Linked DNA regions of Homo sapiens: all the other regions are linked to region 3. Evidence: chromatin contacts called from ENCODE Hi-C or POLR2A ChIA-PET data. All regions are on one chromosome and are shown on one strand. Each heading gives the region's core, a stretch centred on a gene start or an enhancer-like site at or near the end of the contact. The rest is flanking DNA. Distances are from core to core; before and after follow the strand shown. Region 1 holds the start of LINC02397 (long intergenic non-protein coding RNA 2397). Region 2 overlaps PLXNC1 (plexin C1). Region 3 holds the start of UBE2N (ubiquitin conjugating enzyme E2 N). Region 4 holds the start of PLEKHG7 (pleckstrin homology and RhoGEF domain containing G7). Region 5 overlaps LOC105369905 (a long non-coding RNA gene).

What was found. A loop is a pair of places that touch in the nucleus more often than their neighbours do. ChIA-PET counts read pairs that join two places held with the same protein, here RNA polymerase II (POLR2A). Pooled maps may share reads with other maps.
Region 1: a loop to region 3 is called in a map of OCI-LY7, with 6 times the contacts of the local background. The contact joins the promoter of LINC02397 here to the promoter of UBE2N in region 3. A Hi-C loop is called at or near these places in 1 of 168 maps with a recorded cell type or tissue (OCI-LY7), 2 of 37 single-sample maps with no recorded cell type and 5 of 50 pooled maps.
Region 2: a loop to region 3 is called in a map of naive thymus-derived CD4-positive, alpha-beta T cell, with 3 times the contacts of the local background. The contact joins the enhancer-like site here to the promoter of UBE2N in region 3. A Hi-C loop is called at or near these places in 1 of 168 maps with a recorded cell type or tissue (naive thymus-derived CD4-positive, alpha-beta T cell), 3 of 37 single-sample maps with no recorded cell type and 8 of 50 pooled maps. POLR2A ChIA-PET finds 5 or more read pairs at or near these places in 1 of 52 experiments (activated CD4-positive, alpha-beta T cell).
Region 4: a loop to region 3 is called in a map with no recorded cell type, with 5 times the contacts of the local background. The contact joins the promoter of PLEKHG7 here to the promoter of UBE2N in region 3. A Hi-C loop is called at or near these places in 4 of 37 single-sample maps with no recorded cell type and 5 of 50 pooled maps.
Region 5: a map of naive thymus-derived CD4-positive, alpha-beta T cell shows a loop between it and region 3 (5-fold over the local background). The contact joins the enhancer-like site here to the promoter of UBE2N in region 3. A Hi-C loop is called at or near these places in 1 of 168 maps with a recorded cell type or tissue (naive thymus-derived CD4-positive, alpha-beta T cell), 1 of 37 single-sample maps with no recorded cell type and 4 of 50 pooled maps. POLR2A ChIA-PET finds 5 or more read pairs at or near these places in 1 of 52 experiments (K562).

Annotation. Positions count from the first base shown.
Region 1 is chr12:92,465,429-92,467,928 of GRCh38, reverse strand. LINC02397 (long intergenic non-protein coding RNA 2397) reads right to left here and starts at 1,250. Exons shown (of 2, transcript NR_144532.1): 1 at 927-1,250. RefSeq lists enhancers at 66-125, 906-995, 1,196-1,345, 1,102-1,609 and a silencer at 1,322-1,616.
Region 2 is chr12:94,256,884-94,259,617 of GRCh38, reverse strand. It overlaps PLXNC1 (plexin C1), which reads right to left. Exons shown (of 31, transcript NM_005761.3): 18 at 243-281; 19 at 1-8. Among named protein-coding and RNA genes, the nearest start is that of PLXNC1-AS1, 82 kb to the right of the region's middle. Within about 2 kb of position 1,462, at least 2 of the 41 ENCODE cell types and tissues checked have a DNase peak (open chromatin) inside an H3K27ac peak, as active enhancers do.
Region 3 is chr12:93,440,686-93,443,385 of GRCh38, reverse strand. It overlaps UBE2N (ubiquitin conjugating enzyme E2 N), which reads left to right and starts at 1,439. Exons shown (of 4, transcript NM_003348.4): 1 at 1,439-1,531. The coding sequence starts at 1,502. RefSeq lists silencers at 1,034-1,493, 1,574-1,783, 1,934-2,073, 2,104-2,223 and an enhancer at 904-1,541.
Region 4 is chr12:92,701,705-92,704,404 of GRCh38, reverse strand. PLEKHG7 (pleckstrin homology and RhoGEF domain containing G7) reads right to left here and starts at 1,416. Exons shown (of 17, transcript NM_001377329.1): 1 at 1,273-1,416. RefSeq lists an enhancer at 1,216-1,275.
Region 5 is chr12:92,592,693-92,595,394 of GRCh38, reverse strand. The region is part of intron 1 of LOC105369905 (a long non-coding RNA gene); the gene reads right to left. Among named protein-coding and RNA genes, the nearest start is that of PLEKHG7, 110 kb to the left of the region's middle. RefSeq lists enhancers at 1,597-1,696, 936-2,135. Within about 2 kb of position 1,439, at least 14 of the 41 ENCODE cell types and tissues checked have a DNase peak (open chromatin) inside an H3K27ac peak, as active enhancers do.

The sequences.
Region 1 (2,500 bases), core at 1-2,500, 980 kb after region 3:
AGACATTTCAAATTTTAAATTCTTCTCCCAACTCCTATACCTGGCTCTTTAATGTTATAAAAATCAGAGGATTCCACTAGGGGGGATAAATGTTTTGAAGAAGTAATCCATTGATCACTTCCTCTCACTCGACATGTTTAACTAGATGGAATCAATACTTCTTAGCCTAGCAATGGGTTTGTAAAAAAAAAAAAAAAAACGGTAACACAATTGGATGTTGTAAGGCAACTTAGGATAAAAGGATCCTGTAGACAAATTCCTCCTTATCCCTTACCCCACCTGTGAGCACCTTTGATTAAAAGTCAGATCTGTATGGATATATTAAGTCACCAAATTCATGGAGGTTAGGGCACAAATCTTTTTTTTTCATTTTTCAGTGCATTTACTTGTCATCCAACACCTGCCCTAATGACACACACAGAAACAAAGAATCTTGAGTTTTAAACTGAGCACAAGAAATTGAAAATATAACTATGTAAAACATCAAAAGTCCCACCCACTTTTTAAAAGAACTTGCTTAATTCAAGCATATTTAAGAAATAGTGCCCCTGTCTAACACATTTCTATTACATTAGCACAGTGCCTACTTGCAGGTTTTATTTCTTGCAGTTCAATGAGTACAGTATTTCAACTGGAGAACTCGAAACAGACACAAAGGCTTTTTTTTTTTTTTTTTTTAGTTAACCCTTCAGAGAAAACATGCAGGGACAATCACCACTTCTTCATTTTCACTGTCACCTGGATTCACAACCATGCAGCCAAAGACAGTTTCAGATGGGCAGATGGCCCTAGTGGTTAATAGAGATGAGAGAGGGAAAAGAAATAAATGAATGCTCTGTTTTCTGTGTAAGCAAATAAAAAGGCAGAGGAAACAAAAGGAATGAACCAGCCAATGGGGTTGAATCATCGAGTCCCTCTAAACATACCTTGACTTTCCCATGCAGGGATCTACTTCCCCGATAGCCAGTTCAGCGTGGATACTCATGCCGATGAGCCTAAGAATGTTTGCCTGTCAGAGATAAACACTGCATTTCTGCCTGCTGCACACAGAGTTGCTGGAACCTGACAATGCCGTGTGCGAGTAATAAGCCATCATGAAATGGTGAAAGAGTCAGGGCTCTTGAATTACGCTTGCTTTATATGGGTTGAATTGCACATCTAGGGCAATGTTTGGCCAAGTGAACAGGGCATGCAAAGACCTTGCTTCCTCTCTGTGCTGTGGGGAACTGAGACTGTGCCGGGCCTGCAAACGCGGTGAGGAAAAATCCATTTGAATGCTTACTGCTGAATGGTGCTGGGCATTGTCAGCTTTTGTTTACTTCATCTTACATGTGAAGATCGCAGCTGTTCCTTTCAGTAAAAAGAAGTAGGAGAATGTAGCAACCAACCTCACATTTTCCCCTCCTCCAAATGTTTGTGGAGCCCAACAGCTGTCTTTGCAAATCCTGTCACTCAGGATTGGAATGGTTCTACATAATCAAGAATGGAGTGGTGAGGCTGAGATTGTTGGCTGGCTCGAGGTAGCAGGTGGGAATGAACTGTTCTCTTAATGGGCTCACTTGGTCTGTTCCTGCAGGGACTGACTCAAAAAAGAAAAAAGAAAGTTTAAAGGAGGCGATGAAGGAAAGTTGAACACATATGTCTTGTATTTCATACGTATAGATCTGAATGGCTGTGAAGCATGAATTCACTGGTTGTTAGAATTGTAAGGGATTTGAAAGGTCCTATTGTCTAGGAGTTTTCAAATTATTTTTAGCAGCAGAGGTTTTTTTTTTTTTCTTTCCTCAAATGAAGTCTTAGACTAGGGATATTGTGTGATAAATGAAAATACCTACATAGAATAAGCGGAAGCATCAATGGAAAACTGGGCTGGGTATAAGAAAAGCAACTTCAATAACAAATGAGCTCAGTTCTGGTAACAGGGCGGGAGTCATGAGGACTGAGGCAAATTGGATGTGCTTGGAGAGGACGAGTGCTCCTCCTTCTCAGCACAGCCACGCACGGCATAAGGATGTTTTGGTCAAGAAAGACTGCGTGTATGATAGTGGTCCCAGATTATAATACTGTATTTTTATTGTACTTTTTCGATGTTTAGATACAGAAATGCTGACCATCGCAATGCACAGGAATGCCCTAGGATGGCGGCCAAAGCCTTCCGTCTCCCACCCAGCCCATTTTCCTAACAAATGTGCGCATTTAACATTGTTTTTCATCCCCAAGAATGGGGTATCAATAGAATCTACAAGACCAAGACTTAAATGAAATGAATCAACAGTAACACAAACAGTAGCAATTTTCAATTAGAAATTTAAGGAAAGCTTCATAAAATGTTCATAGAATTCTGTCTCAATTCACCTAGCCCATTTCAACTGTAGCGTAGACGTCTGTTGTTAACAGCCTTAACATCTTTTTTGGGCTTTTTGCAAATATGAGTACAATTTACGTCATTTATTCCCACCCAATAGATTAAATGCCAGGAGTCTGGAATACAGAGAAAAAA
Region 2 (2,734 bases), core at 213-2,712, 820 kb before region 3:
TCTCTGTTCTGATAAAAAGAAAAAAATATATAGTATAATACAAAATCATATATAAGTTTAAAGTTAGAAAGTAGACCCACAATGGGTTTTCCAAGACAATGAATTATTCAATATTGAATTCATGATCCAAAAAAAACCCACAATAAAAATTCAAAGTAATAATAATAGAGATGATAGTGATGATGATAACACTATGAACATCAGGCAGTCACTGGGCTAAAAATGAAAACGTAGAGACTTACATGCATATCTTCAGTGAAGATGTGGGTGAAGCCACCTGACTGAGAGGAAGGAGACACTTTTATTATTCATAACATCCAAAGGAAATGAAGAGTGTATTTTTGTTATAATACCCAAGTCCGTTTTAATAAAGTAGAGACACTATTTGCTAATCTGAAGCGCCCCTGGGTTTATGGTGGCTGCGTATTCTCTAATACATAATAAATAATTATTCAGCTTTCAAGAAACGCCACTGAATTCCGAAAGCCTCTAAGAATAATAATTATCATGGCATTAGTTCCAGGTTTGGTAGATGAAGGTATCATCCCACGTTTTAGAAGAAGTGATTTAAGAGTTAAAGAAGGGGTCATTGATGAAGATTATGCAAATATCAGACCCCTCTTCAAGCAATTTACCTTCTAAAGATAAAGACTAAATTACGTTGTTAAGTTTTACAAGTCTTACCTAAGTAGCATCTACTGTTTCAATACACAATGATATTGAAAGACAGGGGGTAGTTAAAAGCATAGAATCTGGACCAAACTACTTGGGTTCCAGTCCTGGTTTTAATCACATACTGGTCACATGACGTGGGATGTGTTACCTAACCTCTCTGTGTCTGACTTGCCTCATCTCTGAAATGGGGACAGTAATGGTTCCCACCTCAGAGGTTTAGTGTGAAAATAAAATGGGTGCAGAGTAAGTGCCCTGTGTCAGTTATCATTACTGGTTTTATTCCTAATTTATAGCAAACTAGACCACAATGCTATCACCCCACTGGTTTCTAAATGCTAGGTAGCTCTGGAATATAAAAAGGGTTTATAGTGTATCATCAATCTTATTAAAAATCAATGGTTAAACTTTAAAAGTATGTTAAGCAATACTTTAAGTCCACAGAATGAGACTCTAAACTCAAAACATTCAAGTTTTTCTTCTTTTTTGATAATAATAGAAACTTTGAGCTAATTTTATATCTTGTGAAGTAAATTTCTTCTGTAGAGAATTTTGCTTCATAGTTTCAAATCTGCAAGCCCAAGCAAAAGACCTGAAACTATTTTGGCCATATCCTCCCCTAGTAAAAAGCAAAAAAGCCCCAAAAAAACAAACCAAAAAAACCCCCAGACCCTAGGTTTGCATTTTCTGGTTCTTAATATTTTTCTGCTGAACCAACTTCATGTAAATAGACAGGAGAAACAGGTTGATTCTTAATCGTAAATACGGAAGTGCCGCCCTGGTTCTCTCTGTGTGTTTTTTTGTTTGTTTTGTTTTTTTGAGACGGAGTCTTGCTCTGTCGCCCGGGCAGGAGTGCAGTGGCGCGATCTCGGCTCACGGCAACCTCTGCCTCCCGGGTTCAAGCAATTCTTTATTTTTTTTTGAGACGGAATCTCCCTCTGTCGCCCAGGCTGGAGTGCAGTGGCGTGATCTCGGCTCACTGCAACCTCCGCCTCCCAGGTTCAAGCAATTCTTTTTATTTATTTATTATTTTTTTTGAGACAGAGTCTCGCTCTGTCGCCCAGGCTGGAGTGCAGTGTGGCGCTATCTCGGCTCACTGCAAGCTCCGCCTCCCAGGTTCACACCATTCTCCTGCCTCAGCCTCCCGAGTAGCTGGGACTACAGGCGCCCGCCACCATGCCTGGCTAATTTTTTTGTATTTTTAGTAGAGACGGGGTTTCACTGTGTTAGCCAGGATGGTCTTGATCTCGGGTTCAAGCAATTCTCTGCCTCAGCCTCCCGAGTAGCTGGGATTACAGGTGCACGCCACCATGCCTGGCTAATTGTGTATTTTTAGTACAGACGGGGTTTCACCATGTTGGCCAGGCTGGTCCCTAACTCCTGACCTCAAGTGATCCACCCGCCTCGGCCTCCCAAAGTGCTGGGATTACAGGCTTGAGCCACCGCGCCTGGACCCGTGGCTCTCTGAGTTTTAAGGCTGCTTCCTCCTTTCATTCAAATTTCCCTTTTCTTCAGCTTAGATCCTCTGCCTACCCTTATTTCTTCTCCTACTTTATGCAAAGCAAAGAAGAGTCAATAAAATAAAAAGCAAGGCTTTAAAAGCCAAAACCGACAGGCAGAGCAAAGAACCCTGGCCTCCTTTGAGAACCTACAATCTCCTCTGGATTTTGCCTGTTGCTTTTTTGTAGGTGCTGAACACCCAAATCCTACCCCCACAGCCCCCAACCTCCAGGCCTAGAGGATTCGGCTTCTGATCAATCCATAAAGAGCCTAATTAATACCAGGACTTATCTGCAGCCTGGAATGCATTTAAGTGGCATTGTCTTCTTACGATCTGTTTCCCTGTTCTATCTTTTCTTAATTATTATAAAATCAGTTTTGACTTAGGTCTTCTTGAAAGGGTTCTGACAAATTTATGCATGTTTTTTCCTGGGTTCTCTCCTTTAAACAACTTCTGACTTCAATTTTTATGACTTTCCCAGTTGTTTTTCAAGATTATACACAACACTGAGTTAAATCAGTTTGCCTCCTTTGCAACTATCTCTCTTCTCCTAAAATAAGG
Region 3 (2,700 bases), core at 190-2,689:
AAAATATTTCTTATTGTTCTTAGTAGGTTTCTTGTATTCAGAGTTCCAGTTTCTTTAGTGCACTATTTTTTCTCTCTCATAGCTCAATGCCATTTCACAGGCCATTTCCTATGCTTGGCATACTCTTCCCTACAAGGTCAGGTAGGTTCTTACTCATCATTGAGGACTTCACTTATTTAAGAAGGCTTCCCTGAGTTCTCAAGCAGTTAATGCCTCTCTGCTAAAATAGCACCTTGGAGGAACCTGTATTACAGACAGCCCTTAACACATTGGATTGTAACTAATTGTTTACTGGTCTCTCTTCTCCATTGGAATCTAAGTTCCTGGAAGGCACGGTCAGTCTTGTCTTCATTTATTCACCATCTACTGTCTGTTAGTGTGCTAGGAAACACTGTGGTTAAGTAGTTAAGGGCCAGGTCTTGGCGGATCTGCCTGGGGACAAAACAGCTCCTTGGAAAAGGTTAACTATCTAAGCCTCATTTGTAAAATGGAAACAACACCTCCTCACGATTGCTGTGAAGATGAAGTAAAGTGCTTGCAAACAGTCCATCACACAGCAAACCATCCGTCATCAGGATAAAACGCTTCCCCAACAATTCAATTTTCGGGCACCCCCACTCTAATTCTCTCATAGGACCTCGCACTCTATAGGTAATCTCTGCTTTACGGATTACTCTGGGTTCTTTAAACCTCTCCTTGGTCATTCGTCCTGTTAACAATTCTGAGTCTCAACCTTTAGGTCTAGGCGTTCAGAACCATTCTTCCCGCCTCCAACTCGCTCCAAACCCTTTTCCTTCAGCCTACCCTGGGCCTAGGGGCGTGTCAGAGGTCCGATTTATACAATTTAAACATCAAAACTCCCCCAACAGCGTGTGAGTAACTGGAGAGACCCCCAGTCAGAGCTTTGCCACCGAGTTTCGGTCTTGCCCTCCCTTTGAGGAAGGAGCAAGACGATGAGCCCCACCTCAGTCGTTCACTGCAGAGCCAGCAGGGAACGCGCGCAATGCAGGCTGAGCTGAAAGAACGAACGCGTGAGCTGAAAGAACGAACGCGTGAATGAATGAATGGGATACGTCGTAGGCCAGGCCTCTGTTACGTCGTCCACCGGCGCGGGCGTGGCCACGGTTAAGAGAGACGCGCGCGCAGTCGCGCGCGGGTCGTGCCGTACCACCGTCGCGGGCAGGCTCGGCCACGAGCGCCAGAGCCCCGCGCCTCCCCTCGCGGCCTGTCCCAAGTCCCTGCCCCGCAACAGAGCGTCACTTCCGCCATCCCCGGCAGCGGTTGGGGCGGGGCGCACGGGGGAGGGGGCCAGGTCGGAGGGAAGCCCGCCCGTGCCCGAGCCCGCGCCCGAGCAGGGACTACATTTCCCGAGGGGCCTCGGCGGCGGCTGCGGCGACGGGCGCGGCAACGTCCCCCGGAAGTGGAGCCCGGGACTTCCACTCGTGCGTGAGGCGAGAGGAGCCGGAGACGAGACCAGAGGCCGAACTCGGGTTCTGACAAGATGGCCGGGCTGCCCCGCAGGATCATCAAGGTAACCGCCCAGGCCGGCCTCCAGCTCTTCGCTCTGCTCTCGTCGGCTCAGCTGGGCAGGCAGCGCGGCCTCTCGCCTCCTTCGGCCCGCGGCCCGCTCTGGGAGGCCCGAGGCGGCGCGGAGAGGGGTTGGCCGCGGCGGCGAGGGAAGTCGGGTGCTGAGGAGGGGGCGCCGGGGAGACTTCCGGCCGCGGCGGGGCAGCCGGACAGCGGGGACCCGGGGCTTCCAGGCGGCTGCCCGGCGGGCCAGGGAGTGCTGTCCCACGCCCCGGCGGAGGGTGGGGCGGCAAGGCTGGGGGTCTCTGGGCTTGGGCGCGGGCCTCCATAGCTTCTGAGACCACCCCCCCGCCGGAGGCCGCGGGCGCGCGGGAATCGCGGCGGGGCTCGGGCGCCTGGTGGGGATTGTGGCCCGACAAGGTCCCTCGGCAGCCAAGCCCCTCTTCTCCGCCCCGACGGGGCCGCGGAGGTGCGGCAACCGCGGGTGCAGAATGAATGAACCGGGAGGGTCAGGCCGGGCGGGGCCCTGCGCCCCGGGAAGTGGCTCTGGGAGGCCCGCGCGTCCTGCCGCGGTCAGCACATGCTCGCCCCTGGTTGCCGCGGCTGCCTGGGTCCCGGGACGTGGGGGCCCCGCGCCCCGCTGCCCTTGCTTCCGCGATCTCTCTCTTCTGAATACGTTTCCGCTCGTTTATCTCTGCGAAGTGATTTTACTCTGGTTGGCAAACTCTTTCAGAGCTGTTCCGAGGAAATAGTTTTAACACAAGGCTGGGGGAGGGCCGCAGTTATGGGGGATTCTCTTTCTCTCTCCTCTTCTCTCCTCTCCTCTCTTTTTCGTAGATATGAGGCCTCGCTATAGTGCCCAGGCGGCTTCCAAAACTCCTGGCTTCAGAGATCTTCCTACCTTGGCCTCTGTGGGGGATCTCGTGAAATCTTTTGCCCCTCAATTTTGTGCGTTTTAATTATTAATTGGCTGTTTATGAATACTGTGTTTTGACAAGTATGTATGGAACCATGACATTTTCGATTCTTTGATTTTGTAAAGTCTTAAGGAAATATCGACAAGTCTTCAGACGTGAGATATTCCTTGTCATCACAACAACTAAACCTTAAATTTTTGTGTCGGTTTTTATGAAGGAAATTAGTTGCACATTTATGTGACTAAATGCGCCAGTT
Region 4 (2,700 bases), core at 167-2,666, 740 kb after region 3:
TATGAAATGGTCCCTCCCTACCATTGATAAAATAAGGTACATTGTTGCTACATGGAGAGGCCAGTTCCTCATTCTCCCAACAAACAAATGCTGAGCTGAGCATCAAATCTATAGGTACTTTCTTTCTTTTTTTTTTTCTTTTTAGAGATGGAGTCTGGCTCTGTCGCCCAGGCTGAGTGCAGAGGTGTGATCATATCGCACTGTAACCTCAAACTCCTAGCCTCACAGAATCCTCATGCTGCAGTGCTCCTGAGTAGTTGGGGCTATGGATGCTTACCACCCCACCCAGCTAATTTTGAATCAATAGGTACTTTCACACATACATACAATCAGGGCCGTTCTATTATTTTTCTCCTTTAGAAGACTGTCCAAGTTCTAGGCAGCAACAATGTTAAAGGAATTCAGTATATTTGCATAGGCACTTGCATAATAGTTAGATCAGATTTCTTAGTCTTTGGGTTTCCCCTCTGTCCTTCTGGCCTTTTCCTCTCCTCTTTTGAGGGGTTAGGATACGGCTTTGGGTTTCCTTTGTAGTCGTTCAGACACAGGGGTGTAGCTGCTGGTAGGAAGTTATTTATGGCCAATAGGATTCACATCGGTAAGAATTATTTATTAGCCACTGTCTTAAATATTGGAACCAAGGCAATAGTAACTGCCGACATGATGCACTGCGGAAATGGAGAAACTTTAAAAACAGCAGGGCTTAGGGAGGTGGTTTGCAGAAAGGCAGGAAGAGCTCAAGCACCAGAAGAAATGGGTCTGGTTTCTCTTCCAGTATCACCGCCAATTGGCTGTGTGACCTAGGACAAGCCACTTCTCCTCTGCCAACTGCCATGCAGCATTTACCAAGAGGACATCAAAGAACCTCCCTCACAGGCCTGTTGCAGAAATTAAATGAGATAATGGCTAAGGCTCCTGGGAAGCTTTCCCTAAATGACTACACCCAGTGGATCTGGTAGAATCAAAAGTTAACAAGTCAATCCATTCATGCTAACTCTTCTTTATGTTTAAAAGAGGAAATTAATACATGGTCACCATAAAGAAAATTCACCAACCTTTGACCTTCCAAGCTTTGAGAATCCAGCAAACACCCACCCACACTGTTGGGGAAGCCATCTCACTGTACTAGAAATGAAACCATTGCAGGTTAATGATTCACTAATTCTAATGAGACCTGGAGAGATCAGCAAAACAAGCGAAACTGATAGCAATAGGACAAAAGGAAAGTGCAAGAGAGAAACCCAGAAAGCAGCTGAATGTTGCCTTTAATACCTGTAAGATGGTCTGTCCCTGAAGGCAACTGCACCCAGGTGGGTCCCGAGGCTCCTCAGAACCCGCAGATCCAGAGTGAGCTGCCAGGCGAGGGCTCGGAGCAACAAGTTCCACACCTGTAACAATGCGTCCTCCTGGCTGAGTGAAAGCAACCTTGCTACCAGCTGCAATGAGGAACTGGTCTCTCCCCTCCTTAGAGACATTTCCAGTTATTTGTTTATGAAAAAGCCTAAAGGGAAGCCAGCTCAGAATCTAAGGCAGCCTAAGAACAAGTCAGGTAAACAACGGCTGATCAAATACAGAAATGATGCAAATGTAACTTTTTACTTCCTCTTGAGGCATTCAACAAATCATCACTCATAGTTCAGTGAAGCAGTTCTAGGTTTCTATTTCATTTATTTTCTCTAAGGTTGTGAGATGCATTCTTTGGGACTCTACTTTCTTCACATCATAAAACATTTTGTGTTGATCTATTTTATTAATGACTTGCTTTGATAAGCATTGAATAGTAGAGGAAATGATTAGAGCACCAGGGAGTGAATTTGTGAACATTAGTTTTCAAATAATTAAAATGCAAATGGAAGAGCATTTATATCTACCAGTATTCTCATTAGATCAGTACCCCAAAGAATATTTATTTGATGCCTAGGTGGAGATAATGCATATGTATGCAGCATTAAACAAAAATGTCTATAGACTTTCCCAAAACAAAGTTGAAGTAATTCTAATGAAGTCTAATTCACTGAAGTTTTCATTGATTGGACTCATTACAGATACTTACTGTGAAGGTTCCCTGAGGTCGGTAGTTCTTAAAGTAGGGTCCCTGGACCAGCAGTATCACTATGACTTGAGAACTTGTTAGAAAGGAAAAATCTTCCCCCTCCATGCTCTCCAACCCCTGGAACTCTGGGATGGGGTCAGAAGTCCGTGGTTTTTTTTTGAGACAGGGTCTCACTCTGTCACTCAGGCTGGAGTGCAGTGGCACGATCTCAGCTCACTGCAACCTCCACCTCCTGGGTTCAAGCGATTCTCCTACCTCAGCTTCCTGTGTAGCTGAGATTACAGGTGCACACCACCAGGGCCCGGCTAACTTTTGTATTTTTAGTACAGACGGGGTTTCACCATATTGGCCAGGCTGTCCGAACTCCTGACCTCAGGTGGTCCACCCACTTCGGCCTCCCAAAGTGCTGGGATTACAGGTGTGAGCCACTGTGCCCAGCCAGAAGTCTGTGTTTAACAAGACTTCCAGGTGATTCTTACATGGGTTAAAATTTGAGAACCACTGCCCTTAGAGGAAAAGAAAAAAAGGTCTAACTTATAGATGTTGGCCTTGTGATAAACTTTATATTAGTCTTTAATTCTCTCATATTGATCTTACTAGAACATCATTTACTTAGAACTTTGAAAAATGACTTGATCTCCTGCCCT
Region 5 (2,702 bases), core at 190-2,689, 850 kb after region 3:
TAGACACTGGGGCTTACTAGAGGGTGGAGGGTAGGAGGGTGAGAATCAAAAAACTACCTATTGGGTAGTATGGTAATTACCTGGGTGATGAAATAATATGTACACCAAACTCCCTTGACATGCAGTGTATTTATAGAGCAAACCTGCACATGTAACCCTGAAACTAAAAGTTAAAAAATAAATTAAAAAAAAAAGTGGCTGGGCGTGGTGGCTCACGCCTGTAATCCCAGCATTTTGGGAGGCCGAGGCAGGCAGATCACGAGGTCAGGAGATAGAGACCATCCTGGCCAATATGGTGAAACCCTGTCTCTACTAAAAATACAAAAACTTAGCTAGGCATGGTGGTGTCCACCTGTAGTCCCAGCTACTCAGGAGGCTGAGGAGGAGAATTGCTTGAACCCGGGAGGCGGAGGTTGCAGTGAGCCGAGATTGTGCCACTGCACTCCAGCCTGAGCAAAAAGAGTGAAACTCCATCTCAAAAAAACAAAAACAAAACAAAACAGGAACAACAACAAACAAACAAAAAAACAAAAGAAAAAAAAATTATCCACACACGCAAAAAGAGTTTGGGTTCTGGAGCTGGACTACCTGGGTCTCAATCCCTGTCCTGCCTGTTACTGGCTGTGTGGTCCTCATTGAATCAGTTAACCCCACTGTACCTCAGTTTCCTCATCTGTAAAGTAGGTTAGTATGAGTAAACAGCTCAGAGTTTTGTTCTGAAGATTAAATGAATACATTCTAGTGCAGCTGCTAGAATAGACTGGTATACAGTAAGCATTTAATAAATGTTACCTATTATTATCCTTTATAGATTAAAGGCATCCTGTAAACTCTAGTTGAACATCTAACTTCTAATTGCTTAAGTGGATTCCAGCAGCTGTCTTATATGCTCAGGAAGCTTTAAAACATCACAATTCACTGGTAGCCTCTTCTGGGCAGGTATTATTGCTATTGAAGGTCAGAATTAGTGGGAGGTCTATTTTCTGCAACTTTATTCATGCAGCATGCATTCTTGGATGTTACTAACGTGGCACACCCTGGGCCAGGTGAACTAGGGGTTGGGGGAAGAGTAGGGTGAGGATGCAAAGATGAACATGGTATCAGTTCTTCAAGGGCTTGGGGGTGTGAGGTGGAGTAGGGTAGGGATGCAAAGAAGCGTAAAATAGCTTTTGCCTTCAAAGAGTTCACTGTCCTGAGAGAGGGATGATCAGTAAACAAATAGTGACAAAGCAGGGAGACATGTACAAAGTGCTAAGGGAGCACAGAAGAGGAAGTGACTGAGACAGACTGAGGAGACCAAGAAAGGCTTCGCACAGGAAATGACATATAAACTGGGTCACACAGGATGAGTAACTGTCTGGTAGAAGAGAGGGGGTGAGTTTCTAGGCAGGGGCACTACATGCGCAAAGGCACAGAGGCATGACACATGAAAGCCACAATATTTGGCAGGGTGAGCAGTTCAGAAGGATGTTTACAAAATGCCCTGGTTCAAGGACGTGTCATTGCCCAAGCTCCTTACTGTAGCTGGTGGAGCCTGGCAGGGGGCGGTCCCTGCCCACCGTCCCGAGCCCATCTCTTACTTCCCAACCCTGGCCACACTTGTTCCTTTTTGTGCCTGGATCACCACAGCAGAGTTCTACTTCAGGGCTGCTGCACATTCTGCTTCTTATTTGTAGAATATTCTTCCCAACCTATTTTCATGGCCAATCCCTTCTCTATCCTCAGGTCTTACCTCCTCAGGAAGATCATCCATGGCCACTTTCCCTGATGCAAGTCCCCTGTTATTCCCCATCACAGCATCTATCACTAGGAATGTATTGTGACCTGTAATTATTTTACCTCTCACCATGTTTTTTACCTGCTTCTCTGGAAGGTAGCATGAGACATCAGGGTCAGGACACCAACTGTCTTGTTCCTGGTGTATCTCTAGTATCCTAGTCAGTTCCTGACACAGCACTCAATCGAAGTTGTTGAATGAAGAAATAAAAGTATCAGTGAATGAATGAATGAATGAGAAATTTGGAAAGAGATTGGTTTGAATATCTTCCGTTGGTTTCTCCAGGTCCACTACCCTTCTCTATTCAATTCTGTGTCATGGAAAGCTGCTTGTGTGGGCCACCTCAATATCTTCCCTCTGTGTTGGATTCAGTAAATAGGGCGCAGGTAAGGGTGAGAGGAGAGGGGTCAGGGTGGCCTTGAGCTGGCTGCATTCCTTCCCTGAAGGTCTCAGCAAGGGCCCTCTCCACACAGCCTCTCTCTTTCCTCCTTTCCACCACTTTAGGCCTGCGGTCGGGGGGCAGGCACCTCCTCCCATCTTTCCACATTACTATCCCTCGTAGTTTCTCTAGAGTCCACCTACATCTTTGTAGTCCTTCTATTAATCTCTCTTCAAACTACCTATGCCAGTCTGTTTCTTACCAGGGCTGGGGCCAGGTTAGAAAGTACCTTATGTGCCTGTAAGTAGCTCACACCATATTCATTTGACAACAGAGAACTGTTAAAGGTAGATCCTTCTGCAGGTGCTATGGACTGAATATTCACATGTTGAAATCCTAACCCCCAATGTGATGATATTGGGAGGTAGGGCCTCTGAGAGGTATTTAGGTCATAAGAGTGGAGCCCCTATGAATGGAATTGGTGTTCTTATAAAAGGGACCCCAGAAAGCTAGCTAGCTCTTTTTCCACCTGCTGAGGACACAGCA